Linked DNA regions of Mus musculus: region 2 is linked to region 1. The links are chromatin loops, found by intact Hi-C in ENCODE. Cell type or tissue: heart. All regions are shown on one strand. Links, peaks and the distances in the headings refer to the core of each region. The heading gives the core; the rest is flanking DNA.

What was found. Peaks named below come from ENCODE experiments on the same cell type or tissue, not always from the same donor. Only the 100,000 strongest peaks of a DNase experiment are listed, where the experiment ranks them.
Region 2: a loop joins it to region 1, with 2.3 times the contacts of the local background. A loop is called at or near these places in 1 of 42 quality-filtered maps.

Annotation. Positions count from the first base shown.
Region 1 is chr2:109,728,601-109,744,890 of GRCm38, reverse strand. No RefSeq gene overlaps it. Among named protein-coding and RNA genes, the nearest start is that of Bdnf, 43 kb to the right of the region's middle. In heart, for the core only: no CTCF peak of the experiment used is centred there; a DNase peak (open chromatin) is centred at 9,300.
Region 2 is chr2:109,847,837-109,864,126 of GRCm38, reverse strand. No RefSeq gene overlaps it. Among named protein-coding and RNA genes, the nearest start is that of Lin7c, 35 kb to the left of the region's middle. In heart, for the core only: no CTCF peak of the experiment used is centred there; no DNase peak of the experiment used is centred there.

The DNA.
Region 1 (16,290 bases), core at 4,396-12,395:
TGCAGCTTGTTTGGGGTTTGCCTTATAAGTGTCTGTGGTGGTTTGAATGAAAAATGGCCTAGATAGGTACCGATATTGGAACACCTGATTTCCTGTCTCCTGTTGGTGGTGCTGTTTGGGGAGGTTACAGAATGTTATGTAGTGTATGTAACCCTGGGCAGGAAACACAGCACTAGGGACAGGCCTGAAGAGCTTCCAAGCTTGCCCCACTTCCAGTTCACTCTTGGTTTACTATACGCAACTGAGCTATGATCTCTCTGCTTCCTGCTCTGACCACCTGCACTCATGACTCCCTTTCCATTACGGACTCTCCTTTCGAGACGTCATAGGATTTGTAAAAACTTTTAAATTAGTTGCCACATTTTAGATGAGACTTCCCTGAAACTCCAGATTTCCAGCTCCTCTTGAAATTAATTTTTGATAAGCCCAGGACAGTATTTCCATAGGTTAAAAGGGACCAAATTTAAAGATTATCTTCTGATGAGACAAGTGGTAGCCTGTGTGCCAAGGTCTGCCATATGACACCATGTTCATCTAAGCTACTGTCCAGTCCTCTGGGACAAGAGCAATAGGACAAAGGCTTACAGGCTCGCCTAGTTTATAATGGAAAAGTAAAGGACACTTCATTTAACTATCGTGGTTTTACATTATTATTCCAGTTTTACAGAAAAAAAGCAGGAAGTCGGGGAAGTTAACTTATGATATACACATGGTTGGTAAGAGGTAGCACCATACTTTGAGGTTGGGTCTCTTTAGTTCCAAGTTGTTGGACTGTAAAATCCAAGTCTGTTTTTCTATACTCTGGCCTGACCTGGCATCTCCATCTGCACGTGGCTCACACCCACATTTTTCTGTACCCTTAGGGCACTTGATAACCTGTCAGATATCTCGTAGTTATTATTATATCAGGCACTGTTTGTGACACCAGGAGAATCCAAGCAGAGCCTTGTTTCTTTACCCTATGTGTTGGCACCCTCTCTGATCTCTGAATCTCTAATCAGAATGTAGGCAGTGACATTCAAATAGAATAGGAGAAACTTCTTTGTCTATCACCAAGGTTACCATTTGCATGAAGGGGAGAGAGAGAGGTTGGATGACTCTCAGTCCAGCAATTCAGCAGCCATCTGCACTTCACATCACTGGCCTGCATTTTCAGCTTCATTAAATTCTTTCAGGTCATCTGGTCCCAATCTCTGCGGTTGCCTGAGTGCATATTTATGTCCCCTGAGTTATTGCTGCTTCTAACCTGTGCTTTACTGCTCCCACTTCCTCCTCACCTTTAATTGCTCTTGCAGTTCTTCTGTTATTATTTTAAAAATTTCCCCTTTCCCAATTATTTCTGAGGGCCCACAGAGGTTGCTCCATGGATCCCAGATATTTTGCCCTCTGGGTTTCTATATAGCATCCTCCTCATTCTGCCAAGACTCCTTGGCAACTTTTGCTAGGACTACAGTGTTCTAGATGAAACCACTGCCAGGAGGTATTAAGGTCATTTGGGTTCCACACAATGGAGGGTAGAATAGATGTCTGGTGCTTATCACAGAACAGCTTTCCCCTTGTGTATCCTCTTCTCTTCCCTTGCTCTGCAGGATAAAGAGACAATTCTATGGGGAGCATGGCTTCGAGATACAACGCTGAGTTGGAGGTTGGTCACTCCTTTGATAATGAATGCTTTGTTGCCACATGCAGGCTGGATGACAGTGGCCCTCCCCTATAGCTTTCTCCCAGAAGACTCTTTACTTCCCCGTTCACATCCTTTCCTATCATGTCCGCATGAGTGTGATGGGTCTCAGGGGTGGATGCTGTTCAGAGTCGTTAGAATCCCTGGAATCTTAGGATACAACACTTTGTGTAGTTGTGTATCCCCAAAGCTCAGATCACCTGACATAGGTTGACCACACAAGCACACCTCAGATACAGAATGGCTTAAGTGTTCCTTTGGGTGCTTGCTATTCAGCTTCCGTGTTCTCTTTACTAAACAAGCAGGCCTTGTGCCTCCAGGTTTCCACTCCTGAGAAATACGAGCAGAGGAACACACTTACACAATCCCTCAGGTACAGTTGCAGTAAGTCCCTGGGACAGCCTCAGCAACCAGGAGGGAACAGAAGTAGATTCCAAGACAGGGATATAGCCACAACTTCAGAACAGACCAAGATCTGAAACTGTCTGGCTTCTATTTTCCTCTTCTGTCTTCCTTCTTTCAACCTGCAGATGGCTTCTCTTTGCCCCTTATTTAAAGTGGGACACACCTGCCCCATTGTTCTTCTGTTTAAATTCAATAGTTTCAGAGTTATGTAAGACTTGTCGTATTTGTTCCAATCTCAAATTCCCAGTAGGGAGAATCTTACTGCTATTGCATCTGTTCAGACGTGGCAGAGTTCATCTCTCATGAAGTCAGCTCTGCCTGTCCACTAAATCTGACGGATGGATCAGAAAGTCTACAGAGAAGGCCAATGTGTTCAGGACAGCTTCACAAAAATCTATTTTACCACATCATAGGTTCTCTTCAACTCATAGTCCCTTGTACATTTGAGGAGAAAAGAAGCAAAACTCAGGATAAGCGTTGAAGTGTAGCAGGGAGCTGCTGATTCTTTACTGTTGTACCAAATACTGGTTTAAACATAAAAGAATGAGTCTACCTGTTATATACACAAAATCATACCATTGCATACTGCTATTATTAGTCTTGTATCACAGTGAAGACATCAGGCTTGAGCAGCTGGCTGGACCAATATTTATGTAGAGATGAGAGTTCTAATCAGAATGAATGCTTTTAATCTCTAGAGCCAGGCACACCTGTTTCCAGATGTGAGGTCACCACTGTCTATATGCTGCACCTCAATTTCTTGGAAAGGAAGATGCCTATCCTATTTAAAATGTTTCAGTGTAGAGCATGTATTTGGGCTTCCCTACTTTATCCCAGCACTTTTGCTCTTCTTACTCCTCCCAACATTAACAGAAATATCCAGCACTTCTCTGATTTACATTGAGCTCAGATAAACAGTCTTGAAAAAGTGACAAGAAGCAGGGTCTGAAGCTAGCAAAGCTTTATTTGAAAACCGAGTTTGTATTAAGCCAACTCCTTGAAATAAAAACAACCGCTTTTATAATTCTTCATCAGTCTCCTCATCTGTATTGATGGCAATGCACGTGTATTCTAAAGATTAAAGTTAATGTACGTTAAACGTTCTGGAAACTCGGAGGCATCGCACGTTTGGGAGGGATTAGTACTGTGGCAGAAAGTCCTGGAATGAACTCTTGGCCTGTGTCTGGCCCTCGTTCTTTGCTTCGTATTTTCATACTCTTCGTTTGTAGCAGCAAGTATTTACCTTCCTTTCCCTTTAAGTGGCAGTAGTTCTGGGCTTAGAGTGTGTTTTTTTAAAGCTTCTTTACAGAGCTAAAAAGTGATGGATGCTGACTAAATGCTAGATATACAGATAAAGTGAGCTTTTCTTTGTATTTGTCTTTCAGTGTTTTTGTTACAGCTTTTATTTCAATATTGGGGAGCCGTCCTAACAATGGTGGTAAAGCCTTTGAAAAATCGTGAAAACCCCTCTGTAGGTGCAAATTCATGAGTCCTGATGTAAATAAGAACGGTTTAAGCAAATATCCTTTTATTTCTGCTTTGTTCTTTACCTTTGGCAACTATATCCTCTATAGATCATATTACTGCAGTTCTGCATCCTGTGGGGCCTCCAGGCACATCTCAAGATATCAAAGAAGAAGAAGAAAAAACATATAACAACATAGAATCACGAACTGTTAGAGCTTAAAGATCATTATGTTCAGCCCTGTCATGTTACGGATGAGGAGATGTCTAAGGGACATGAGGTGGCTTGCCTAAGGTCACACAGAAAAACAGTAATCTTTTCCTAATGAGAACGTTCCCTCTGAAATATTTTGATGTCTTCAGTGCTGTTGACGTTTCTTTGGCAAGAGAACAAATTTTTGAAATGAAATATTTTCTTCCAAGAGACGAGGATGTGTGGATCTTGGCCTTGAGAATGGATAGAGTAGAAATAAACCTGCAGGAGGGCACTAGCCAAAGCCTTCCTACCCAGTGTGGCTCGATAGTTCAGTACAAATGCACCCTCTAGAAAGCAACAGAGACTCACTGAGGCAGGTTGGTTCCTTCAAATGAAATTATCAAGTCTTTGTATTCAATAATTATTTTCTGATTATTTCCTGACACCAGTGCACCCAGTTCTATGAGGAAATTAATTTACATGTAAAAATAAATTAACATGTATACAGCACAGGCAGCATAGCACAGTGGTCAAAAACGGTGGCTGTGGAGTCATCGTACTTTCTATCTATAAGGTTTAACAAATGTCTTTTTAAGGAGAAAGGTGTATTGTTTATTTTATGTGTCTGTGTGTAGGCCTGAGTGCAAACCTGTGCATCTTGTGCATACAGATGTCTGCAGAGGCCAGAAGAGCTCATCAGATTTCCTGCAACTAGAGTCACAGGCAACTGTGAGCTGCCTGTTGTCTGTGCTCTTGACGGCTGAGCTTCCTCTCCAGGCTCTTGAATAAGATTTTAATGCTCTTTATAGTTCAGTTTCCTTATGGATCACTTGGGAGCTTACTAATAGTTGTAATGAATGTCAGGAGTTTAATAAGTATCAGGTTCTGATAGTATCTGACCTGCAGTCAAGACAATATTGACTGCTATTTTACATGTAATCTTATAGGGTCAGATCCTAGTCCTGTGACATAGGTATCACTGTAAACTGAGGGTCAGGAACGGAAGACTGTTTCTTGGTTAGGGTATCAAAGATGTCTCAAGGAAGAGATGCAAATGGGTCTGAATCTAAAATGGCTAATTTATGTAGGAGTATGAAAGTCCACATGTTAAAAAGTACACATGTTGATGAGAAGCAGACAGGTTAGTTCAGTAGTTGAAGCAACTGGGGCATGTGTAGGACTGCAGTGTCTGCTGAAGTCTGAAGCCCTAACTGAACCCATCAGATTGGTTTTAAGTACCAGACAGAATGTGCACACCTAAGATCAAGTCCCAGAATGGCTCATAAAATGATCAAATGACAAAAGGAGTAGAATAAAAATGAAGATCTGAGATTTGAGATATGGTGATTATTTCTCAGTATGGATCAGTAAAATAATCACTTTATTTACTTGCATGGTTTTCTTTCAACAAAGGTCACATCAATATACGGAAAAACAAACCCAGAACGTTTTGTTTAAAATCAGCATTGGGGATTGATTGTGCAAGCACTGTGCTTATTTTAAGAGTTCAAGCTATTTTTACAAAATGTGATGCCCTTTATGCATTTAAACTAAAATATAATTAGAGACATTTTTTTTCTTCAGTTGGGTAAATAGGTTCAGAACTTGAACTTTACCTGTGAATTCTTCTTCTGTTTCCTCCTCTCTCCTTTATTGGTTCATTTGTCTTTACTAGGCAACTGATGTTTGCTTTTCTTTAATTCTGACATCTTCATACTTTAAATTTTGGTTTATGTTTATAGAGTTCATATTCAGCCATCCAGGCTCCTAATAACCATTTGGCAGGGTTAAAAGAGGTAGTAGAGATGACTTAGTGCAACATTCAGCTCATGATTGAGAATGCTGACGTTCAGAGGGAATGTAACTGCTTTCAAGAATGTAGTACCAGTTAAAGGCAGAACATGGATTAGATTTTTAAGGCATTATCTGAATGCATAAGTAATCCACGCTTTGGAGAAGAGCTTAGCTTCTAAGAAATGGCTCATATATCTTCAACATCACTCTCATGTACTCTTTCAAGATCTCAAATCAATGAGGTTTTTAGATGCCAACGGTAACCTTAAGATGTTGAAATCTAGTAACTTTCTTGCTGTGGCATGAATGTGTCTCCCCAAAATCAGTGTGTTAAGATTTGAGCTCCACTCCAACAGCCTTGGAAGGTAGGACTTCGGGAGTGTTGGGATAAAGGGAGCTCTGAATTAATGAATGCTGCCATAAAGGAGTGTGTCAGGGCAAGTTTGACCCTCTCTGTTTCTTTGTCATGTGAAGATACAATGTCCCCCTTTTCTGGGAGATGCAGCATCAATGCATTGTCTTAGATCTGGAGAACAGCCCTCACCAGAGAGCTGAACCCACTGGTGCCTTAACCTTACACCTCCCTGTCTCTAGCACTGTTTGAAATAAATTTCTGTAGTTTATAAACCTTGGTCTTGAGTCTTCTGTTATGGCAGCATAAATGTACTGCAGAGACCAAGACTGGAAGAAATGATGGGACTTGCCCAGTTTACATGGTTGGAGAGGGTCAGAGCAAGGTCAAGAATTCCAGTCGACTGACTCCTAGGACCATGCTTTCTCCCTGCTCATGTTTATCCTCATTTCCCAAAGTCTCCATTTCAAGAATCCATCTCTTTACAGTCACATATACTGAAAGGAATTCTACTTCACAATGCCTGGAAGAACATCAAGTGGAATGTATCCAAACCAAGAAGAAACCAACTGCTTAGTTTTCTTCTGTTCAGGTTGGTGTGTAGTAGGGATGGGGATGTGTGAGATGGAGCAATTCACCGTCAGCAAGTTCTTAATTGTTTTATTCCCACAAAGTCCTATCATTATTCTGGTGAAACCAGAGCCCCCACATAGTGAATGTAGAGTTGAAATCCTGTTGAAGCAAAACCTGATCTCACTAAATCCAACGCCACCACCTATTTGCACTGCATTTTGGAACTATCTTGTTCTTCCCAGTTATAAAGAGGAAACATCTAAAACCTCAGTGGCCACACTGTGTGACGTTTATGTGTCAATGTATATACATTTGTGTGAAAGCATGATGCAAATTATTAGAAAAACACCAAAAGGCATCCACAGGGCTTCTCCCTATTACCTGTTGTTTTTCACCTGTCATGGATTAGACTCAGAATAATAGTAATTGAATTTCAAAAAAAATTATATGCTTTTCAATCTTGCTGTCTGGCAAAATTACTTAGGAGCTTTCAAAACAATATTGATGAAATTGATGAAGGGGCTCTGCTTCATTTGACTTGGAATACTGTCTAGACATCATGTTTTTGTGTTCTTTTAAACACCCAGATGACCAACATATAACCAGAGAAAAGAATTATTCATTTAGGCTTTTAAATACATTCTTTTTATTGCTGAGATGTACTGCTATTTTATGGCTATTTAGGGGCAGATATACTCACAATGTAGTGTTCATTCAATTATCCTATGAACATTCAATTTAAAACATACATGTTGAGGGCTTTCTGACAGGTGGATGGCTGGAGTGTGGCAGACAAACAGATGAATGGAAATATCTAGTACCTAAGAGAAGAAGAGTGGTAAAACAAGAGTGCTGGCCAGCATAAAGATAATTACTGTCTATTAAGTAGTTACTATTTCAAGGGAGGAATCCCAAAAGCCTCATGGGAGTCTTCAAGGTTCTGTAGCATGTGACATTTAAAGAAAAATGAGGGTGGAAGAAGAAGATTCCTTTGTGAAGAAAGATGTGATTAATTGAAAAGCTGCTTTGATAAGTTCACAATGGCGCATAAGATGCCTTGGGCTGAGTCTGATTTTGGAAGGTGGAAGCATCTTCTATTGTAAAATGGAGGCAGAGCACAAAGCTGAGAGCTATGGCAGAAAAGAGTCAAAAGAACATGTAGTGATGTTTTTTTTTTTTTTTTTTTTTTTCTGACCAAAACCAATGGCTTATCAGGCTAGTCTAAAACTTCTGAAAATGAAATCCTGAGCATTTTGAAAAGTAATTGTAGCATTTGGTTAACTTCGAATTGTTGTGAATTGCTTTTGAATAGATTTGGTGAGAATGGAAAATAGTCAATCACCAAGATTTTCTACGAGAAGATGCACATGGGGTTACTACATTACAGGCAGGATTGGCAGATAGAAGAATTGAAAGTGCAGAACCTGTGGAGGACTACTGTCTTCTAGATACACCCCAGCTATTGTAGTCCTCCACTCACAACAGCTATGGTCACCTGCATAAGATAAAGCCAGCCAAAATTACTGCGTAGATGGGGAGGCACTCTGCAGATCCTATATCTAACTGAGGAAGCTATCTAACTGGCAGTTGATAGCTTTTGAGGAAGGAGGGTCATCCGTCTTGGAGGGAGCTTCCACAGTTAGGTTACAGCTGGCTAGGACTTTTCATGATCCAGGAAGGAAGCATAAAAGAAATAAAGGCATAGATTACATAGAGATTCCACATAGCGAGAGGGAAGATGTGGAAAGGGAGGGCAGTGTAAGGTATGTAATGAGTTGTTTGAGTATATGATGGGGAGAATAACCTGAAGCCATATCATAAAAGTCATGAATGCCACTGTGACTGATGTGCACTCTGTCAGTAATGATGAGCCACTCCACGTGTTAAATGGAGAAAGATTATATAATCTGTCCATCTATCACTAAGATATATTAGAGAGCATATGTCCTCTGAATTTATCTCCTGGTTATACCAGTAATTGCCTCTGCCTCACAGCCTCTCTCAGCATTAGTTCCATGAGAAATGGCCATAATTAGAGCTACAGTCTACATTTGTTTCTGACATGCAATCACCAAGCAGACCAGGCCACCATGAATGCTTGGGGGGTACTCATTTGAAGCTACACACACACACACACACACACACACACACAGAGAGAGAGAGAGACACACACACACACACATACACACACACACTGCCTTAAAACACTGTTGATTTAAAACATTCCTCCCGCTCCATTTTATCCCTTGCAAAAGCACTGGACTTTATTCCCTCAAGGGAAGACTGCATCCTTGTGTCTTTTTCCACATGAGTACATTTGTGTATAAGTGGGTATGGTGACTTGCACAGTGTGATTGATACAAAGCAGTTTCACACTCATTTCCATTGAACCTTCAGAAAGATAATATCCTAAAAGGCAAGAGGTAAGCCATAGACAACACAGGGGCAGGGTGTGTGTGTGTGTGTGTGTGTGTGTGTGTGTGTGTGTGTGTGTGTGTTTGTAGAGACCACTGGGAGGCTGCTATATTCCAGGTGAGCTGTAGTGAACACCTTAGCCAAAGCAATGGAAAGAAAAGCTGAAAATGGAAGGAAGAGATGAAAAAGAGCCCAGAAATACAAACAAAGGGAAATTCTGACACCTGCATTTTGATCTCCTTGACATTGCTCCCATTTCCTCTGGGGACATGTCCCGGATAAGGGTGAAATCAGATGCTCCTTGGCAGTTTCAAATGACACCGCCCCTAACTTTCCATTGGATAAGAGATGGCCCAAAATAGCCTCTGGTCCCACAGTCGAGATGATTACTGGGACTCGGATTCCTATTCTGAAAACATGGGGAAGAAGCCAGGCATTTGCCCACTTACCCTCTCAAGCAGCTGACCTGGGGCATTAGCACCCTGGTGCCTGCTGACACAGTACATCTGCCAAATTCGATTAGCCTGGCTAAGCCAGGCATGTCCTGCGTTGCTGCTAAAAGGAGCCCTCCAGGAAGGGGTTATAGGATTCAGAGATTTTATTCTTTCTTCTAAGTGTCAATCACTACTGCCTATTTGGCAGTTTACGGTAGGGGAGGGGGACAGACAAAAATATCTGAAGGAGCAGAAGACAAAGGCAAAGAGTATTTTAATGGTCACTTTTGAAAATAGGGAAAATCCTCCAAATAGTCATGATAGATTGTTTTTGTTCTTCCAGTTGAACCATTTAAAGCCTTTTGGAGGCCAACAGAGTAAGCCAGGCAGTAGTGAAACGACACTGGGGTGTGTTACTGGCTGAGAGCAGCTGATGACCTGGCTGTGAGGAACTCCTGTAGCTTCATTCTCTACACTGCTAGGCCAAGGACCCTCACCTGCAGACTCAGACTCCTTGCAGCCTTTGTGCCTATATTGTTCCTGTTCAGGGCTCCTGCAGGAGTTGATAGACCTTGGCCCAATACTACAGGGTTAACCTGGACTCTCCAGTGTCCCGTCATGACTCCAGAGGTTGCTCCTAGCGTCTAGAGTGCCTGTCTCTTGTCGCTGTGGTTATGCACGCACTTATGCTTAGCTGACTCTAGACCTGGGGTCCTGCTTGGCTAATGATCAACCATTAGAATTCCATGATCTTAGTCATTAGCTGACTCAGAGGAAGCAGAACCCTGGTTAATACTTTACCCTGAACCCACCACTGGGAAGACTTTTGGAAAATACAGTTGCCTGGGTTCCACTGTCAGGATTCTAATTTAACTTGCCCGTGTTTGAGGTCGGCATAAGAACTTTTAAAGCTTCTTTGTGTGACTCAAATGTACATGTCAATATTGAGAGCCATAAGTTAAGATTGAAGCCTTTGTACAATAGGGATATTAGCTCAAATCTGACTATATTATTTATTAACTGTGATAACTCAGAAAACCTATGTAGGCTCCTGTGTTGTCAGTTTCCATGTCTATAATTACATGGCCATCTGGTTTATATTTTACAGAGCATGGAAAGCAGAGACTCTGGTGTCTCATACAACTTAAGGATGTACTATTAGAGTCTGTTCTCAAATTCTTTTCCTCGTTGGTGTTTAACTAACACTTAGGACACCCATCCTTTACCGGCTTCTCACTGGATCATCTGTTTGAAGTCCATGGATGTCACTCCGAGGTTAGTGTCTATAGAAGATGTATCACCCTTTCAGGCTTTGTGTCTGCTGAACCTTGAGTTTGGTGTCAGAACCTCCACCACCTGACAGACCTGTTCTCGAAAAACTGGGAAATCAGGAAAGCAAGTCAAGTTCATCTTTTGGGTCAGTTCTTGTCAATTGGAAGTGATCACCCAGAACATAACCATGTGAAATATGAATTCAGTTAGAACTTTGCAGAGAGGTATGATATATATATGGAAGACTGAGGAGAGAGATAGTAGGTGGTGGTGTCCAAGACTGTTGCAGACCTATCAGGGTTCGAACCATTGTCCTTTTTCTTCTCTACCAACCATAAGTACTAAATAATTCTGTAAAGTATTGACCTGGGCAGGCTGGATGTGTTGCTAAGTGGTAGTGTACTTGCCTATTACACATGATGCCAGTCCTAAGTACCACTCAAAGAACACTGACTTCTGGAGGACTGAGCATTCCTGAGTTTAGGAAGTAGTTCTAAAACGCTCACCTACCCAATCCCAGCAACTCACAGGAAGCCTTTCAGATCTGTTACAAAGTTGAAGGGATGACAGCTGTCTCATTTCTAGGTATTGAAAACAGCTGGCTTAAAGTAGAGGGAACCCTGCCCTAGTGTTGCTCAGCGTAGAGCCAGCAGCATTGCATACACTTTGGGAGGGGCCTTCATGCAATATGAGCCTATTTGCCTGTTAACCCTTAAAAGAGCCAGTCAGTGCTCTTTTGAAGTTGAAAAGAATAAGCATCATTAGTGGTCTTCCTTTCTGACGGAAGCTCAAGTCTCTCCGTTTCCCGTCCCCCCCCCTCTCCTTTTTTCCTCCCCCTTCCTCTTCTCCGTCTTCCTCCCTCTTTGCTTTCCTCCTCTCCTCCCCCTCTCCCCTGTACTTTCCCAGTTTCGTTCATGTTCTTTTAATTTTGACAGGAGTTAGGATAGTGGCTGCAGATGCAGGCTACATGAAATCTAGCCCTGCTCCATTACTCATAAACACTGAGAACTTTGGCAGAAATTTCCTTTGTGTCTTAGTTTCTTTGTATTGGTGCGACCAATCCATCATAAATTTTGTGATGTGAGTTACTCTATGCAGGTGTTAGGAATGTTTATGGTATTCGAGAGTTTTCTGTGATCAGGGATGGAATGGATGTTTAAGATGCGACAGGAGACTGAGGCAGGCTCTTCTTTGACCACCTTCAGAGATGTGACAGTGATTCCATTTCTCTTTGAGACATGAATTCATCCATCTACTGCTGCCTCAGCCCTTGCTATTTGTCTGGCACAGACACTTAGGGACAATGGATAACATTTGAAATATGAATTCCAGAGAATCACCGTTTATTGTAGTTTTCTGTTCCATTTGCCTATGTATGTGGAGTGGCTACTTCTTAACTGACACAAAAGTGGATAAACAGGAATTTACTTTCTAGAAAAAAACCAAAGTAGTCTGGAGTGCTGCACAGACAACATGGGATCCTTCCCAGGAACCACAGAACAGCAGAGGGATCTCTAAGGTCTATGCCAGGCAACAGCCACTTACCAGAATGTCCTCTAAGGATCTGTGATGTTTTCTGAGGCTTTTCTGTGAGCTCCTTGTTTTTTTCCCCTCAAAGCTTTATGTGTATTGCCTTGTTTAATTTGCACAATATCCTAAGGTATGCATGTTTTAACCTGTTTTATTTATAAGGGAGGAAACAGACATGATAAGGTGAGTGACTTTTCTTTAGTCACAGAGCTGTAATAGCAGGGCTGAAATTCAGACGCACGGGCCAGGCTTCAAACTCTGTAACCTTAATGGCCGTAGTGTCTGCCTTCTGATAGGTGAGAAGATGGGACCCAGAGGACACAGATCCTGGAGAGCATCAAAAGGGAAGCCAGGTATAAAATAGCATTAGGAGAAGATAGACTTATATGGTAAACAGATCTCTGACAGATTCAGGCCTGAAGAACTCTAGGCCAGGAATAATCCAAAGCTTGGAGGTTGGAATGAGGGTTCCAGGCCATGGCATGCCAATGAGCTTGGTCCCCTATGCTGACCAAAGTGTCGTTCAGAATGCCATCCCCACATCTAATTGTGAGACACCTAGCTCTCAAGACAGCAGAGATGGACTTAGTGTTCGGACGTGGCAGAGAGGCATGCTGGGACGCGCACATCCTTGGCAAAGGTGTAATGACCACCAGAAGTGAATTGAGAGTCCGTTTTGTTACAAAGACTTCTGAAACCGGGACAATGGGATGTAAATCCAGCACTTTAACGTGGCACCTGTCACCACAACTTAGTTACTTGCTGGAGTTCTTTCTGCCAGGCACCACGTAATAGAGCATGCAAGTAGGAAAGAAATAAAGCACAACAGGTTAGCAGCATTGTCTTGCTAGCTTCAAATTAAGTTTAGAACCAGGCAGAAAAAGTTCACCCCTTGACGCTGGTCAGCTTTGCCAAGGCATACTTTTTTAAATTTTTTTATTTTTTACATATTCGGTTAAAAATAAAAACTATATAAGCTGCATTTAAAGCGAAAAGTCTCTTGGGGGCCTAGCCACCACGACCTTTGTACTGACTGGAGGTGTCACAGCCTTGTAGCATTTGCCAAATAAAAGAGGCTCAAGAAAGGAGGGAGGCAGGATGTAGAACATTTCTAGGCATTCTCCATCATGAAAGCATGTCAGAAATCTCTTTTGTAATCTCTTGTCAGTGTGGGTAATAGAGTACATAGAGTGCCTTAGGACTAAAATCTTACCCCAAGACACTCCAGCTTGACCTTCCCTAAGAGTGAGAGAAGGCCTTAGCAGAGGATCAGAGACTCAGATTGTCTTGGCAAGCCTAGTTATGGCTGAATTAACCAGATTTCTTGGCTTTGAAGCTAAGTTTGCCATAATTCAATCTTCCATATTGCCAATTGGGAAATAATTTTGGCCAGCCTTCCTTCATCTTCAAATGCAGCTTGATGTCTAGAATATGCAGAGAGAGAGGAGAGAGAGAGAGAGAGAGAGAGAGAGAGAGAGAGAGAGAGAGAGAGAGAGAGAGAGAGAGAACATGGGCCTTGGTGTAGGGCCTTATTTCCACAAGCCAATCCCTACAAGGAAAAGGTAAGTCACAAAGACTAGGGAAGACACTTGGTCATTCTAGAGTGTCAGCCTAGGACCCCTCATCCTGTTAATGGCTAATTAGGCCAGCATGCATATTTAACTTATGAACAGTATTTCGTAGAGACAGGGCTGTTGTCAAGGGCACAGCCTACCTTCTTAGATAAACTAAGCTTTTCTTTACTAGTCTGCTGCATGTTGGCTCTCAGTTCCTAGAGTCATCCCAAATGTGTTACAAAGGACTGCATGCTCTGTATTCTGACTCCATTACTCCTGTGACTTTGAAAGGAAAGAGAACAAAATGTCTACTATAAACTGGAGTGAGCTTTTTTTGGCTTACATTTCCATGTAGGCTTTTAAGCTGTCAGTGCAACCCTGAGCCTTATACCACTTTTAAGTACTCATTGCTCTTCAGGAAGTGGAAATCTAGACTACTTGAAGGTAGGGGAGCTGGAGTCTTGGAAAGAGATAGTTCCTAGAAGGACCAGAGACCACAGTTCCAAACCCATGAGCTGTGCTAACACTCTGTTATCCAGATAAACACATAGAAGACTGGTAGGGTTGGACTCCCTTTTTAGTGATACTCACAACACAATCCGAGTACTTGTGAACCATACTATTGGGGCAGCCCCAGAGCCTCCTGGTCTTTGAGTCTAGAATGGGGCCTAAGAGTGTACAACTCTAAGGAGTTTCTAGAGCTGCTGCTGCTGCTGCTGGTGTCCGAAGATCAGTCTGGGACTCACTGTACTAGTGCAGTGGGAGAAGAATAGGGACACTGATCACCAAGTGAACACATTTAGTAGGTTTTAGGGAAGGGTTCTGCTGTTTTAAAAAATGTGCACTGAATTTCAGTTCAGAGACTGTTTCTTAAATGTTGGGCCTTGGTTGAAGTGATACAACTTTACTAAATAAATTGAATGTATAGTATGGTACTTGATAAAGACTTTTTACAAATTGTGAGCATGTAAGCAAAACAAAACTATCTCCCCTTAGTCCATACATTATGACCGGAGCAGCTTCTTGTTTCTAAGGAATGGTTTGAAAGGATACACAGCAGTGAAGTAGAGCCCAGCAGAAGCAGATCCCCACAGCCTTGTGCACTGAGGACACCTCAAGCTGTTCCAACTCACTCCTTGGCTATTTACATGCTTCAGACACATCCTGTCATTAACTCTAACAGTTGGTATGAGATTGTTTTCAGGATAAAGAAAACATCTTTTTTTTTTCCTGAAGGAAACTACTTTCTTCATATTTCATGATTAAAAGCAAATAGCAGCTCGTACATAAAATAAATGTAAAGGTGGCTTTGTGTGCGTGTTTGGTTTGATTTGTTAATTGTAAGACTAGCTTTTACAGTTTGATGCTACTGTCATTACCAAGCATGCAGACGCCATGCAAATGCCAGGTTAGGAGCTTCTGAGGTTGTGGCTTACCAAGTTATAAAAGGAACTGAGGGAAAGGCTTGTGGAGAGTCTATGTCATGCCACATAAATAGATTTTTGTTAATGAATGATAGAATGTGTAAAATGCTGCAGTATTTTTGTCATTAATGTGATATTTATTCTTTAAATAATATATTATCATGAATCATGTGTTAAAAAGCAAGGCACTTGCATTTTTTTTCCTAGAAAGAATACTTGCTAAAATTAAAAGAATAGATGATGCTAAGACTGGTGCTAGAGATGCAATTAGAGTGTTCACTAGCTGGACTGTGTAGGCTCTGGGTGCTTTACACTAACCTTTCAGGCTCTCACATGGAACCTTTGGCTCTCACATGGAAGCTCAACCAAAGAAAGGTCAATGTAACTAAAAGAGAGCCGGTCACAGTTACTCTTCAACCTTCCAAACTAAAGGACTGACCTTTAAGGCAAGAGCTAACACAGCTCAAAGAATGGCCCATGTCCCATCAAATACTAATATTTCTAGTCAGCATGTTAAAGTTAACCATATCCATGATAGTCTTTCCAGACTAAATATCCATGTATGTATGTATGTATGTATGTATGTATGTATGTATGTATGCGGTTTTCTTTTAAATCTCAGTTAACTGTGTTAGCAATAGCTTACGAAAATATGGCCATTTCATTTTGGCTGACTTATAGAACACTCTTGCTACTAGAATAGGAGAAACTAGTAATAACGTTGCCAGGAATGCTAGCCGACCCGAGGTAAGGCCTGAAGTCTCTTGTTGCAGTTCAAAGGTGTCTGCTCTCTTTTCTAGAGTGTGCTAATCCCTTCAATGAATACGAGAAAACTTCACCCTTTCATTCCAAGACCTACTTCAAATTTTCATTAGCAGCTGGGATATTATTGATAAAATCAATGCAGATGATAAAACAACTTCATAGACACATCGAATGACCACAGAGGCTCATTAATGTGATGAAAGCAACAGAGCAAACCATGCAACTCATTCCCAAGCTCCTCAGTGATTAAGCAGGTTTAATCCAGTGGAAACTGGTTACTCTCGTTAAACTCCAACTTGAGTAATTTAGCAATACTTCCACTTTTGTTGTTGTTCTCTGACATCTCTCTCTCTGTCTCTCTTTCTCTCTCTCTCCCTCCCTCTCTCTCTCTCTCTCTCTCTCTCTCTCTCTCTCTCTCTCTCTCTCTCT
Region 2 (16,290 bases), core at 4,249-12,248, 120 kb before region 1:
CCTTTTTTTTTTTAAGAGCTATTTTTTCAGACAAATTCGAACAATTAAAAATAAAATACTGTTTTAAGCCCAATGCACTCACCTCCTAGGAGACTTACAGATAATAGCAATGAGCTGAAGGGGAGGAAAGCAAGTGAACTCTTTTTAATTGTCTTTTTTAAAAGGGGAAATAAGTGGTTATTCATTAGAAAAATTTGTTGCAATTACATTACTGAATATATCTTATGAAATAAAACAGTTTGAATAACAAGAAGTGACTACTTTATCCAGTGTCAAAGCTCTCATTCAAACCCAGATTGTTCTAGCAATTTCTACAGTATTCATAGCTTCTCCCTGAGAGAACAGTTTTCAGAATTTTTTTTCCTTCTTTCTACCAAAGAGTTATAAAATGCATGATAATACATACCTTTTAAATGTGAAAAGCAAAACAGCTTTTATCTATAGTGGGACCAGTGGCAGTTCTGGGTTAATATCAGACAGCCTTTCACAAGTGCTTTCTATTTCCTTCCATCTGCCACCAGCTGGAGCTACTGTATAAAACCAAATCACTTTGACTTCGGAAGACAACTCTGAAATGTGAAGCCAAAATCAACTTTGTCTTCAAACAATTTGAGACCACATTTCAGAGAATTAGAGATTGAAAAACGTAGTGTCGGCAAGAGCTGGGTAACTGGGCTTGACCAGCTATGGCATTCTGAATAGATTATTTTGATTTAGACCCCTAGTTTAGTTGGAACAGCTTTGCAGTGATTACTGTAGTGATAAGTAAATGTAAATAGCCCAAGTAAATGTAAGAGCCTTCTACATGGTATGCTGTTTATTAATGACATGGATATATCATGAATGTGACCATTGATGACTTTGGTAGTTATTATTCATTTCACTATTGTGATGGTTTGTGTATGTTTGGCCCAGGAAGTGGAACTATTAGGAGCTGTGGCCTTGTTGGAGTAGGTGTGGCCTTGTTGGAATAGGTGTGTCATTGTGGGTGTGGGCTTTAAGATCTTTGTTCCAACTGACTGGAAGTCAGTCTTTGTTGCGTGTAGCTTTTGCTACACAGCTCAAGCTCTAGGAAGAGAGCATGCTAACACCCACTCCTATCAGATTTCCCTGAATTTAGGGATAACACACACACACACACACACACACACACACACACACACACAGACCAGTTAATCTTAAAATGCCTTTCCTAACTCAGTGGCTGGGCACTCTTACCCCTGACCCTCAGGCATAATCAGATAGAGTGGCCAATGGCTACCCCAACCAGAAACCTCACATGGCTAGTTGGCATTATCTTCTGCTGCTATGCTTCCTTCTCCTCTCCCAGTTCTCTTGAGTCTGCTAGCTTGCCTTCAGAGAACTAGAAGTTCTGCCTATTTCACCCAGCTGATTGACTGCTAGCATCTTTATTGATGGATCAAGGACCAATTGGGGAACAGGACCTTAGCATCAGAGCAACGCCTACTAGTCTTCTAGCTGCTGATGGAACTCTCAGCTCCCACAGCCCCAGGTATGCCTGGATGCTTCCGTGCTCCCACCTTGATGATAATGGATTGAACCTCTGAACCTTTAAGCCAGCCCCAATTAAATGTTGGCCTTATAAAGGCTGACTCGTTCATGTCTCTTCACAGCAATGGAACCCTAACTAAGACAACAGTAAATATCACAACTGATGAGGTGAAATATTCATTGTAGGTGTAATTCATACTATCACTCATTATGATTATTGATGAGGGAGAAGTCTTGAGTACCTGGTCAGTTTGAGGGACTTCCTGAGACTTATGAATTGTTTATTTTCTGAGTCTTATTAATTAAATCTCCCTGTAGAACTTTCTGAGTCAAAAGAGCTTCCTCATGGATGGAATTTTTTTAACTTGGAGTAAAATGTTACCTAATAGGAGAGGCAGGTAGATTTTGAGAGCTCCCTGGCCAACCATCCTATATAAAACAGCACAGATTAGTTTTTGGGAGAGACTCTGAAAGAGAGAAAAGTTAGGGAATGATAAAGGGAAACAACTAATGTCTGGTGAGCTCATCTGCACACATGCATACACATGCATGCATACATCACACACGTACACATGTGCACACACATGCCCTTCCTTCCTTCCTTCTTTCCTTCCTTCCTTCTTTCCTTCCTTCCTTCCTTCCTTCCTTCCTTCCTTCCTTCCTTCCTTCCTTCCTTCCTATTTTGTTTTGTTTTTAATGAGAGGGTTTCATGTAAATTAGGTTGTCTCAAGCTTCCTGTGTAGTTGAGGATGTCCTTGAATTTCTAATCTTTCTGCCTCCTCTCAATTGCTGGGATTACAGGGGCATACTACAGTGTCTGGTTTCCGTGGGGCTGGCAATTGAATTCAGGGGTTCATGCATTCTGGGCAACTACTTTACCAAATTAATCATATCTCCAGATCCTTTAGTTCTTTTTTTTTTTTTTTTTTGATTTTTTTTCCATTTTTTATTAGGTATTTAACTCATTTACATTTCCAATGCTATACCAAAAGTCCCCCATATCCACCCACCCCCACTCCCCTGCCCACCCACTCCCCCTTTTTGGCCCTGGTGTTCCCCTGTACTGGGGCATATAAAGTTTGCAAGTCCAATGGGCCTCTCTTTCCAGTGATGGCCGACTAGGCCATCTTTTGATATATATGCAGCTAGAGTCAAGAGCTCCGGGGTACTGGTTAGTTCATAATGTTGTTCCACCTATAGGGTTGCAGATCCCTTTAGCTCCTTGGCTACTTTCTCTAGCTCCTCCATTGGGAGCCTTCCTTTAGTTCTTATTTAATACTTTTTTGTTGATATTTTCTACAAATTAGACACCCAAATTAGCATTGATTTGGTCACTGGATAATAATACATTAATTTGTTTGTTTGTTTTTAAATAGAGCTATTACTAGAGATCTCAGGATTCTGAAAGACCATATTAGAATGGAATAAATTACAATTCCTTCCCTTTCTCTGGGGCTTGGACTCAAACCCAGGGCATGTACAGGCTTGGCAAACATTCTACCACTGGACTACAAAGCAGCAGATAATCCCTTTCTTTCTGAGGGTTAATTTGGGAGACAGAAAAGGTTGCCTCATCGTATATGTGCATATGCGCTGAGGTGCCTAGTTGCATGCTAGAGACACATTCCTGTCAGTGGTGTCAGAGGGTGTAGCCGTTACCATCAGGATTTTGGGTAACAATAAATAGCTAACAAATGTTACAAGCAAGAGAGTCAATGGTAAAACAAAACAAAACTATATAATAGTATTTATTTATTATATTGTCTTCAGTATTTTTGTCTGGTTTTCCTTCAGAAATTAGTTGGATATTTTCACAATCTGCAAATGTATCAATTCTGTCTGTGAAACACTGGAACAAAGCTTTGCAGGTGGGTGGGCCCTGCACTGGCATTAAAAAGGTAGTAGACAGTCCCCAGAGGAAGCCCCAGGGAAAGGGGATATAGGTATGGTCTCTCCTATCCTATCCTGCTGTGTTTTCCTCTTTGGAGTCTCAATATTTACTACCTTTGGGACTATGATGATCGATAGTTAAATATACATAATACCATTTGAAAGGATGGAGGTTAGAATGTCTAGAGGGCAGACATTCATGTTTGACAGTATTTCCTAAGGGACAAAGAGTCAAAACCTGTCAAAAGGCCATCAGGCCCCAGGATCATTAATACTTTTTTTTCAGTTTGATAAACCATGGAAACATATCTTTGGGCATGTTTGTGAGGGATTATATAAGTTAGGTTAATTGAAGTAGAAAGATTCACTTTAAATGTGTGAAAAATAATATCATAGGTGGGGTTTTCATACTGAATAAAAAGAAGAAATAGCAAGCTGAGTACCAGCATTCATCTGTCCTGCTTCCTGACTGCAGATGCAATGTGACTACCCCCCTCAAACCCCTGCTACCGTGATGGAGTGACTGGATCCTTGGACTAGAAGCCTAAACAAACCCTTCCTGCTCAAACTGCTTTTAAGAGAGGCATTTTATCCAAGCAACAAAACAAGACACTAATCCAGCCTCTGTGTGTCTCATCCTGAGAATCTGGGGCATTTGTAGCTTACTAGGAGCCAGGAGTTAGAAAATGTCTGTGTAATATCTTCTTTTGTGTATCTTTGCCACACACCCAAGTCACTCCAAAACCCAGAGGAAGAAGCTCGGCACTCCCACTGGGATGGGATGTTCTTGGTAATGGGAAGCCTCATTTCTGAATTGAATGTGAGTGCTGGGAAAAAGCATATTGGCTAATGCTTCAGCCCTTCTGTTAAATTCAGATCTTTGACAACAAACGCCTGTGGTTGAGGTTACACAGTTCTCATCTCTCCATTTCCCCTCATGGAGGCAAGCTTTCTCTGTATATTCTTTCCTGTGATGGGAAAGAGAATCTGCAGCTATCCTGATCAGCCAGCCCCTTGTGGGTTGAGAAGAGGATAAAAGAGGGAGTTTCTAGTGCAGAATTATAAAAGTAAGATTCCTTTCTATGGACCTACCAGTAAATGTCAGAGATTAAAAACAGTCAGAGGCTGTTAGAGCACAGTCAAAAGAATGACCCGTGGTGAGCAATGCCTGTGAGGGAGGCTCCGGGAAACAAGGGAGAGGGCTTTGTACTTCAGGTGCATTTTGTTCCCTGGATTGTTCTTGGACATGATTTTGTGCCTTCTGTAACAAACATTTACGTTCAATTTATAAGACATGTTTATTCTTGCTGGATATCAGATCATAGCTACAGAACCCAATCTGGTCAGTGTACCCAGAATATGGCTTTCTGCGTTGCTTTCATGTTTTCTCAGATATAATCTATGGTACATTCCTGTCAGTTGTATTTCAGTTGCTCTATCCTGGGAAAGTTCTGGGAAAGGACTTCCCTGTTAATATTTGGTATGTGCTTACTGCTGTTTATTTACATGGTTTTTCTGAACTTGAACAACTTTGCTTGAATCGTTGCTTTCTTTGTTGGTTCATGTCTAAAAGTGCACTTAAAATGAAAGAAGATTGTCTACAGCATCACTCTGTAGTCTGTCCCTATTCTTTCAGGTCATCAGATGCCAAGTCTGGTAGACAAGATTTGCACAGGTTGGCGAAAATCAAATGACACTCGTATATGAATTATAACACCTTATAAGTGTGTGCCACCTTATCATTTTTAAAGGACTCTTACAATTACTACTTTTTTTTGACCATTCTAGAGATCAGTGGGAAAAATACCAGAAACAACATTTTAAGATGAAGAGACACAGGTGTTCTGAAGATAAATCAATTTCCTTTGAGTACACAGGTAAGGACAGAAGTGGGTCTTATTCCTGATCTGAAATTACTCATAGTGGTCCTAAGGTCTGGGAGGTTACTAGAATGGTCTAGGTATATTATAAAATATCCTCACATCTGGGATTCTAAGTAATAAACCTATGATAGAGGTCAGCAGATTTGTAATTTAAATCATTTCTCCATAATTGTTCTCAAGTTGGAAACATTAAAGTCTTATCATTGAGCTACATCTTGTCGAGTTGTTGCCCAAAGTAGCTCCATAGAAACCCCCAAACATCGTAGGGTGCAGGCATTATTGCTGAAGATGAGACTTACTTATGTCATTGAACGTGGGGTAAGTCAAACTAGTGTCTAACTAGAAACGTGACCCTTACTCCCATTGACAATTGCTCATGGTCCTGGAAGGTCTGCATGCCACCAGAAGAGAAAGGTGATCATCAGTATCATCCACTACAAACTCTACAACCTACAACGGTGACCTGCCTGCAAGATGGAGTAGTGGCACAAATGTTATGGGGGTAATGAACCACTTTTAAAAATTGCATTAAAGCCCACCCCATGAGATGAAACCCATACCTGATACTGATAAATTGGCCAAAAACCTGACACAAGATAAGAGATATGACTAGATGGAAACCTGCTACTATTGTTGTGCTAAAGGAACACAGGAATACACTAATGCCTCAGGATAGACACACTGCTGTACCTGTAGATCAGTGCTTCATTCAGCCTTCATCAGAGAAACTTCTTGCTGTCTATGGGAATTAACACAGAAACCACAACTGGACAATGTGGAGAGAGTGAGAGAACCTTTGCAACATTCATTCCTAAATGGGATGTCTTCATCAAAGCTTTTCCTTCCTTCAGGATTCTAGGACCTATGCAGAAAAGAAGTCAGAAAGAGGGTAAGAGCCAGAGGTGGTGTAGAACTCCAAGACACAAGAGGATCTATATTCATGTGAACTCACAGGGAGATTGTGACAGTAAATACTCAAGACCAGCACGGGTTCAAACCAGATGGGGTTCTAGCATTGAGAAGTAGAAAAAGACATGGGGTTACACCCTAACAAAGAAGCTATCTGCAACTGTCAAAGAGAAAATCAGTTTTCTCCAATGAAATCTTAATGGGTATATCAACCACATTCCAGTGTAGGCTCTGTGCCTAGGAGTATCTGGCCAACACAAAATCAGCTCTGTGGTATTTTTATGGAGCTTTTACTTCGTTTTGCTTTATTTTGACATGTTTTATCTTACTGGTGTTTTGTTTGTGTACTGGCTATTTTTATGTCAACTTGAAACAAACAAGAGTCATCAGAGAGGAGGAAGCCTTAATTGAGAAAATGCCTCCAAAAGATCTGGTTGTAAGGCATTTTCTTAATAATGGGGGTGGGGGTGGGGGCAGTCCATTGTAGGTGGTGTCATCCCTGGACTGGTGATCCTGAGTTCTATAAAACAAACAAACAAACAAACAAACAAAAATAGGCTGAGCAAGCCATGGAGAGCAAGCTTGTAAGCTGAACCATGGCCTCTGGACCAGCTCCTGTCTCCAGGTTCCTGCCCTGTTTGAGTTCCTGTCCTGAGTTCCTTCAGTGATGGAAGTGGAAGTGTAAGCTGAATAAACCCTTTCCTCCCCAACTTGCTTTTGGTCAGGTTGTTTCATACAGCAATAGAAACTTTAGTGAAGACAACTTCCTTGTTTTGTTTTTAACCCCTCTCTCTCCCCCTCCTTCCTTTTAAAAAATAAAATAAAAGAGAAAGAACATGAAGTTGGTTGGATAGGGAGGTGGATAAGATCTCAGAGGAGTTGGGGGAGGGGTAAACATGAACAAAATATATTGAGTGAAAAGTTTCTTTTCAATAGGAACAAGTTAAAATGAAAAAAAAAAAAACCCTCAGTGTCCAGATTATACTCCCACCAAATATGACGCTCCAGCCATTGGAGGGTTAAATTCCCAGTGATTCCCAATAGTAAGCCTAGGTCATGAAACTTGGCTTTAGACTAGAGCTTTACAACTTATTTTCCAGATCTTTTTGCAGAGGAGGTGGAGAAGAAAGAATATAAGTTAGAAGGGAGGAACAATAATAATAACAGCAACAATAAACAACAACAAAAACAAAACTAAAACCAAAACAGAGCTCAAGTCCTGACTCTTATGTTGGAAATCTCTCCTCTATCTGAGCTTCAGTGTTCATTTTATAAAATAGAGAAAGTAAGCACTATTAGCCATCAGGAATATGATGCAGATCAGATGGGGTAATGAATGTGAAATATCCAGCAACCACTTAGCTATTCTCCAGTCCTACCTTCCCCCCCTCAAGTTCATTCAAACACTTTACCATTTCCCTGTGTCTTCATATTGTGCCCTCATTTTTAGTGGTAGTGGTGAGGTCCCTGTGTCCTCATTTTTGGAGGGAGTGGAGTTTAAGGTAAGGTTTTTCTATGTAGCCTTGGCTACACAGAACTCACACCGTATTGTAGACCAGGTTGGCCTTGAACTTACAGACATCTCTGTTTCGCAAGTGCTTCCATCAAAGACATTTGACCCCACTGCCCAGCTATACTGAGTCCTTTTATGAGCAAAGTTTCCATTTTTGGTTGTAAATGGAATTAGAAATGGAGCTTCAGAAGTGTTCACGAATGAAATACAGTCTAGAAACTGGGGCTGTGTTCTCAAGACAACTTCGTGCTGTTGCTATTGCTCTGCTCAGCCCTCTGAACCCCAGAGTTATGGATCTGCCAGTTTGCTGAACGTTTACTCAGAAGGGCAATTTCATTGCAAGAGAACATTTCAGCTCTTACTATTCACCTTCTGAATCCCTCCATCCGGCTCGCTGAGTTCCCCTGAATGTGCCCCCAAGCACCTCTTGTTTAGTCTCATTCAGCAAATTAAGGAAAGTTCCAGGATGTTTTCTTATTTGGCAAGTGCTGAGTTCACTGTAACCCAGGCCTGCCAGAGAACAAATAAACCCCACACCACACACACCCACTCCCTTGACTGACACTTGGTACTGGTTAGAACAGAATCTTCTAATATTAGGAATGGTAGCGTGAGGATCGTTTCATAACCACAAACACAGCAAAACTATCGTGAAATTAAGCATGACTCATTGTCAAAGGAACACGAGTCATTGGATCAACTCCCCAGGTTGCTCAAATGGGGACAAGTTCTCCACCAAACTCACAGTCGGCTATTAGTCTTCCCTCTAATTGATAGTTATTTCTGAAAGTGCCTTGACCACACACACTGATTTATTTTTAAACCTCTCCTAATTCCTTCCTCACTGAGTAACACTATTTTGGCAAGCATCATTCTCTTATTTCCTATATATTTAAATATCTTTTTAATTAAACTAGACTGTGATTTGAGAATATAGATTATCTTAATGCATACTATCTTAATCACGGGAAACCTGACACACTGCAGGATCTAGTAGATATAAGTTAAATGTATTGTATATTCTTTATCCATGAGCAAGGGTTGTTTCTAGCAAGGTAAAGAACTATGTTTATCTTATTCCTTGGGATTCGGTGATCGAATACATTTTTTGCCATGATATAGCCACAGATGAATGGTGGGAAGAGTGAAGTGTTCGGGGGGAAGGAGAAAGGATGAACAAAGGAGAAAAGAAAAGAGGGTCTAGTGAGTATTATATAGTATTCTAGCTTCTAGAGATAAAAAAAAAATAAATTGAGCTACCTACAATATGTGTTCTTGGCGTGTTCATGTGCATGCCTGTGTATTTCAGGAGAAGCAATGAAAAAGGAAATAGGTAAGTGCCGTAGAACTGTTGGATGATGATAAACTCTGCAAAGAGAAATTAAGGCAGTAGAGCCTTGGGTGGAGTGTGGGCTGTGGGAATGTTAAGCAAGTCCCTGAGGTAGAGAGAAACTAGAGACTTTGCAGAAAGCCTTCAGCCCTCAGGCATTAGCAGGGCAGGTGAGGGCAGAGCAGAAGAGAATGAAAAATCCCTTTCTGCTGGTAGACAAGCTTGAGGGGAGAGAGCTTTAAATTTTATTTTATTTTATTTTTTTTTGGATGAGTGTTTTCCCTGCATGTATGTCTATGTACCATTGGCGTAGTTGGTATTCACGTAGGCCAGAAAGCATGTTAGATCCCTTGGAACTGGAGTTACAGACAATTGTTAGCCACCATGTGGGTGCTGGAAACTGAAGCTGGGTCCTCTGCAAGACCAGTGAAGTGCTCTCCTGTAAAGCTGACTTTAAAATCCACACAAGAAGACTGTATGGCATGAGCATGACCCTTAGCATACTGCATTCTGTGCTTGGAACTTGCTGAGAGGATGAATCTTAAATTTTAACACATACAAGTAGAAACACTATAGTGGTGACCATTAAACACATCATTTTTGATTTTGTTTGTTTTTGTATTTGGTCATTACATCCGAATACAACTTTTGAAAGCTTAAAAAATAATTCAGAAAGGCAAAGAAACCTAATTATCCCAAACAATCTGGGGAAAAAAAATTAGGAGCAAGTGCATACAAGGACTCATTAGCCATTCAGGAGAGAAAAATTAGAGTGGAAATAAAGGATAGCTAATTTAAAAGTAAAATAAAAACTACTGGTGAATAGGGGTAAGAGTGCAGGACAGGGGCTGCAGAGTGGCTTGGTGGCTAAGACCCATTGCTTTTGTAGAGGACTGGGATTCAGTTCCCACACTTACAAGATGGTTTACAACCCTTCACAAACTGCAGTTCCAGGGGATCTTATGCGGTGTTCTAAACTCTGCAGACACCAGGTATACATGTATGCATACATACATGCAGGCAACTTATTCATATGCACAAAAAACCCCACAACAATAAAACAAATATAAAAGTTTTTAAAAAGAATGCAGAGCCATTGGCTTTCACCAGTCACAAAGTGCAATAACCGTTCCGACACTCAGGTAGCATTCCTACCAGGTTTAAGTTATGGAGTTCCAGCCGGGCGTGGTGGCCCACACCTTTAATCCCAGCACTTGGGAGGCAGAGGCAGGCGGATTTCTGAGTTCGAGGCAAGCCTGGTCTACAGAGTGAGTTCCAGGACAGTCGGGGCTACACAGAGAAAAAACCCTGTCTCAAAAAACCAAACAAACAAACAAAAAAGTTAAGGAGTTCCATGGTACTTGCTTTGTAGAAGTAAAAATTTATGTACACCCAAACTCTTACTGTAAACACATGTGCCAATTTTACTCACAGTTACCAAAAAGTAGAAATAGCAAAATGCTTTTCAGCAAGTGAACATGTGATGTGGGTAGTTCTGTCTGTACAGTGGGTACATCTTAGCAGTAACAGACGGAACAAACTATGGAGAAGATAAACCAAGTCAATCTGAAATACTCCAAGAGAACCAGCTGAAAGGTGTTATACACTGTGCAAGTGCACCCTATACAGAAACAGTGGTGTTAGGGACATATTGGCCATTTCCAGGAATCAGGGGAAAGAGATTGAGGCCTTCTAAACCTTGGTCACTTCTATCTCCTAGAATATTCTTGCTCATTTATCACTGGGTGGAGGAGATGGAGAATCAGAAGAAGGGGGCATGGATTATATGCTTATTAATTTATAAAACTAACCATATAAATAAATGTTATGCATTTAGTTTTCCCTGCTGTGAATTGAGGGATTTATGAGTGTTGAAAATGTTATATATGGTGTACTTAGAGCACTAAACAAGATATTTTGCAAACATCAGGTTTCACTTTTCGATTATTAATTGGGAATTTGGCTCTGGATTCTGTAAGGAAGGGTCAACTGTAGTATCAGCCAAAATTTTAGATGCAAATTGTTCTTGTCTTTTATAGATTGGTCTTCTTGCAGCTTAAACTGCCATGGCTTATTCCTTGGATGGAATTACAGAAATAATCATAAATGTAGCACATTTACAGAGCTTGAATAAAATTTTGGTAAAATACAGGGCTTAAATGACATACACACTTATATATTGAGTATTTCCAGTGGAGATGTTTGTCATGTGCCTATCTAGAACTCAGAAGATAGTCAGGTTTAAGAATTCCATTTAGGCAACCATGAGTATTGATGAGATTATCTATGAGCAGGAAATAAGAGGTAAAGACTGGATCTCAGGTTTACAAAGCTTTGAGGAAAAATGAGAGGAGGAACCCATTGAGTAGATGTGAGAGGAAGGGAAGTACAGTGCTCCAAACCAGAAAGAGAAGTCCAGAACTCCAAACTAGAACATTCAGCAAGAAGTCAGTTTGGAATCACACGTGTTTGACAATGAGTAGGTCATTGGTGTCCAAAGCATTTTTTTTTCCATTTTTTATTAGGTATTTAACTCATTTACATTTCCAATGCTATACCAAAAGTCCCCCATATCCACCCACCCCCACTCCCCTGCCCACCCACTCCCCCTTTTTGGCCCTGGTATTCCCCTGTACTGGGGCATATAAAGTTTGCAAGTCCAATGGGCCTCTCTTTCCAGTGATGGCCGACTAGGCCATCTTTTGATATATATGCAGCTAGAGTCAAGAGCTCCGGGGTACTGGTTAGCTCATAATGTTGTTCCACCTATAGGGTTGCAGATCCCTTTAGCTCCTTGGCTACTTTCTCTAGCTCCTCCATTGGGAGCCCTATGATCCATCCATTAGCTGACTGTGAGCATCCACTTCTGTGTTTGCTGGGCCCCGGCATAGTCTCACAAGAGACAGCTACATCTGCGTCCTTTCAATAAAATCTTGCTAGTGTATGCAATGGTGTCAGCGTTTGGATGCTGATTATGGGGTGGATCCCTGGATATGGCAGTCTCTACATGGTCCATCCTTTCATCTCAGCTCCAAACTTTGTCTCTGTAACTCCTTCCATGGGTGTTTTGTTCTCAAATCTAAGGGGTCCAAAGCATTTTTGAGTTGATATGGGAGCAAAGTCCAGACGGACACACTTAGGATGAATGTGAAGAAACATCCTCCATAACACTGTGGCTTATCCGTATTGGATTCTTAAAGAAGGCTTGGGTAGGAAATTACTTTTATTTCAAACCATTAACCAAGCAGGGCCAGAATTTCTTGCTTAGTTCTTGCATTCCTCCTGCTTTCCTTTTCCTGCCTCCCTTTCTTCATCTCTTCCTTCTTCCCCTTCTTCATCCCTCTTTCCCTTACTTATCTCTCTTTCCTTTGTGCCTTTCTTCTTCCTGGTTTTTCTGTTTGTTCATTTTTGACTGGGTCTTATGTAACCTAGACTGGTTAGGGACTCTCTAGGCCAAGAATGACCTTGAATTTCTGATCCTCATGCCTCTGCCTTCCAGGTGCTGGAGTTACAAATGTGAGTCACTATGCCAGGCCTAAGCCAGAATTCCAGTGGAAGTCGGTGTTTATGATTAAAAAAAAAAAAAAAGCCAAGAAGTTATATATATTTAAGATATAACTATCATCTTTCTTTCTTTCTTTCTTTCTTTCTTTCTTTCTTTCTTTCTTTCTTTCTTTCTTTCTTTCTTTCCTTCTTTCCTTCCTTCCTTCCTTCCTTCCTTCCTTCCTTCCTTCCTCCTTCCTCTCTCTCTCTCTCTCTCTCTCTTTCTTTCTTCTCCCTCCCTCCTTCTTTCTGTCTTTGTTTGTTTGTTTCTTCTTCTCTTCTTTTCTTTCTTCAGTGTAGTAGGACTTGGTATTTGTAGGTTGGCGCTCATCACTAGTTGAGTGCATATAGTGGTAGAGACAGTGAAAGAACACAAAAGTATACTGAAAATAGTAACCGTGTTGAACAACCTCTTCAGTTGAAACATGAAGAAACGGCTTAAGAAGAGAAGTGACTTGGCCAATGTTGAGCTACATTTGCTTCGGTTTTCCTCCACTGTCTTATTCTGATTGTCACTGTACTTTTCTCTTTATGTAAGTTGTCTTCTATGGCCAGCGTAACACATATGCAGATGGAACTCAAGACTCATAACACCCCTGTTGATGAAGAGATTTATGCAGCTAGCTGAGCCAGACATCTGACTGGAGATAGACATAAGGAGAATCAAGCAATTCAGTAATTCAGTATGTGGAGTGAAACTGTGGTCCCAATAGGTACACACACTGTTCCAAACAGGGAGAAGTATAGGGAGACAAACGACATTTTTCAAATATAAACCAAGAACCTACATTAAATCACCCAAAAGGATCTTGCATGAAAGTATACCAGAGGTTTTCACGGAAATATTGCTGTAGGCTGTAAACATAAAGGTGACTGAACAAATTGATTCTTCCTTTATTTGGAGATTATTTTTTTCTAGAAATTTCTGTTAAGACTTATGTAGTTTATTCCAGAAAGCCTGTTCCTCTACCATTGTTCCAGATGGTGTCTAAGGGAACAGGCAGTAGCAAAATTTGGTTAGAGTTTGCCTGAAAGATAATCGGAGCAGGAGAGTAGATGACTATCAATGCAATGGTATCAATGTTTAAGTTTAGAAGCATAGAAAGTTCAATGCGTGCAGGTGCTCAAGTTTGACACCTGCTTGAGTTCATTCAGTACTTTTCAGTACTTGAATAATTGTTTGGATCTCTCTGAACCTCAGGCCCTCCTCCCCTCTAAGGCCATGCTGATGTCTGTGGTCCATGTAGCCTGTGAAGGCCTGGGTCTGTGGTTCTTCTGCAACTGGGGACTGAGTTGATGTCTGTAGCCTATGTTAAAACTGAAGGCCCAGTGGATGTTTGTGGTCTGTACTTCTACCAGAGACCAAGGTGAGGCCCATAGTATGTGTTAACATGAGAGACCATGTGGATGTCTGTGGTCTATACTGCCAACAAACCCCAAGTGGAAGTTCTTGTTGATTATAAGAGGCAAGGAACTTCTGCAATGTTATCGATGACTGCAGACTTGCAGTTCAGAAAGAGACAAAGAAGATGTCTGTGACACCTCCCCCCCCCCCAAATCCCTGCCAAAGTATCAGCCTGGACAGGAAACCATCAACAAGAACTCTTTAAAAAGTTGTGATAAGGATGCTGAAATGTAGCTCTCCACAAATGATGGCTTCTGGCAGGGGTGCTGGTTTTGAAGGACTCAGTTCTCTTTTAGGGGCTGGCTACTGGGAGTTTGACCACACTCCAGTGAGTATATGTGGGCAACACAAACTGGACTTGTGTTTTGTTTTCTTCTTCTTTCTTAGGGGGTAGTGGTGGTCACACGGGTAGGGGCAGACCTAGCAGGACTGGGAGTGAGTGTGCATGATGGGAAATTCTCAAATAGTCAATACAAATATTATGTTGGAAAAAAATAGATGATTTTCAAATATTGAAGACCGATGAACAGTGTGCTCATCTTTAAATAAAATGCTTCATCTGGGGAGATGGATCAGTGGCTAAAGGGCTTGATAGACAAGCATCCAGACCTGAATGTAGATTCTCACCACCTATATATAAAGCCAAGCACAGTGGTACATGTAATCCCAGGGCAGAGACTCTGCTAGACTATTCTGGTCGATCCCTGGAAGCAACAGAGGACAGTTCATGGTAGCTTCTGGTCTCTATACTCAAATATGTGATTGGGAAAGCTAGTGTGTGTGTGTGCATGCGTGTGTGTGTGTGTGTGTGTGTGTGTGTGTGTGTGTGTGTGAGAGAGAGAGAGAGAGAGAGAGAGAGAGAGAGAGAGATCAAACATTAGAACATTAGGCTTTACTTTTATATCATTAGGAGTGTGGCTCTAACTTGTAGGAAATGGACCAAGACAGTACAGGCCAATATTTCAACATAAATAGTTCCTGCCTTCTGTAAATTGATCTTTATGTAGTTTAAGCTGGCATAGCTAGGCCTCTCGGTGAGAACTGCAGGGATATTTAGAGTTGAATGCACAGGACTGACTTCAAATAGGATACGTGATGAGACAATACCAAAGATATAAATGGATGAGCGCACTCTCCTAGGGGGCAGGTGTGGGGGCGGGGTGAGGCATTATTTATCCAGTGGCATCAGGGTGCACAGCTGACTGTGCCTGAGGGAGGAGGGGAAACAGGAGAGCACTTTACACTGCAAAAGAGGCCTGGAAACAGAGAGCAGCATGAGTAAGCTGCCGATCGGATTTCTTTAGGTCGACAAGGGGATTGCGATGCTCTGAGAGATTACTGAGGCTTAGGAAGAGGAAATTGTAGAATCTCCTCTTCCTGTCTCTGAGAATTTATTATGCTGGGGACACATTTCAGGTGCTTATTCATTCATTCTTTTTACAAAGTTACTGTGAAATAAAGATGACAAAATGGGTGGAAAACGATCCCTCGCTTGTTTGCTGCGGGGTTGGCTCCTCTCAAATTCCAAAGCAAAGAGGCAAAGGCAGGAGGGCCATGTATACTGTCTTTCCACTCACTGCTGCAGCCCAGACAAGCAACCAGCAGCTGCATGCCCCAGACACATGTAGACCGAGGGTATCCATAAACCTCATTACTGTGACTCACAGTGCCACCACTCACATGCTTTGTTCTAGTCATTATATTTTTGCATAAAGTTTGATAGATGTGGAATTCAGTTACTATTTCCTTGAAAGTAAGATGCTTGTGTATATCTGTAAGCACAAAAATATGCCCAGTGGTCCTAAGGTCTGACCACACTGTAAAATCAACTACAGAACAGCAGCAGCAGCAGCAGTAGTAGGAGCAGCAGCAGCAGCAGCAGTAATAGGAGCAGCACATCCTATGTTTTCCTTACTCCAGAGGACTTAAGTTGAAACTCCAGAAGTATTTTATTCAGTTGATTCTACAAGAATTGAAGATTTGAACACACACACACACACACACACACACACAGAGAGAGAGAGAGAGAGAGAGAGAGAGAGAGGGAGAGGGAGAGGGAGAGGGAGAGGGAGAGGGAGAGGGAGAGGGAGAGAGAGAGAGAGAGAGAGAGAGAGAGAGAGAGAAGCAAGTGAGAAGTCAGGTGTGGTGACTCACACCTATAAACTCAGCACTCAGGAAGTTGAAGCCGGAAGATTGCTAGGAACTAGTTTGGATTACATTAGGAGTTCCAGGTCAACCTGGGCTGCAGCATGAGCTGTTCTTCCCAACACCACCAAGCTGGGAAAATAGTTTCTGAGTCTTCTAA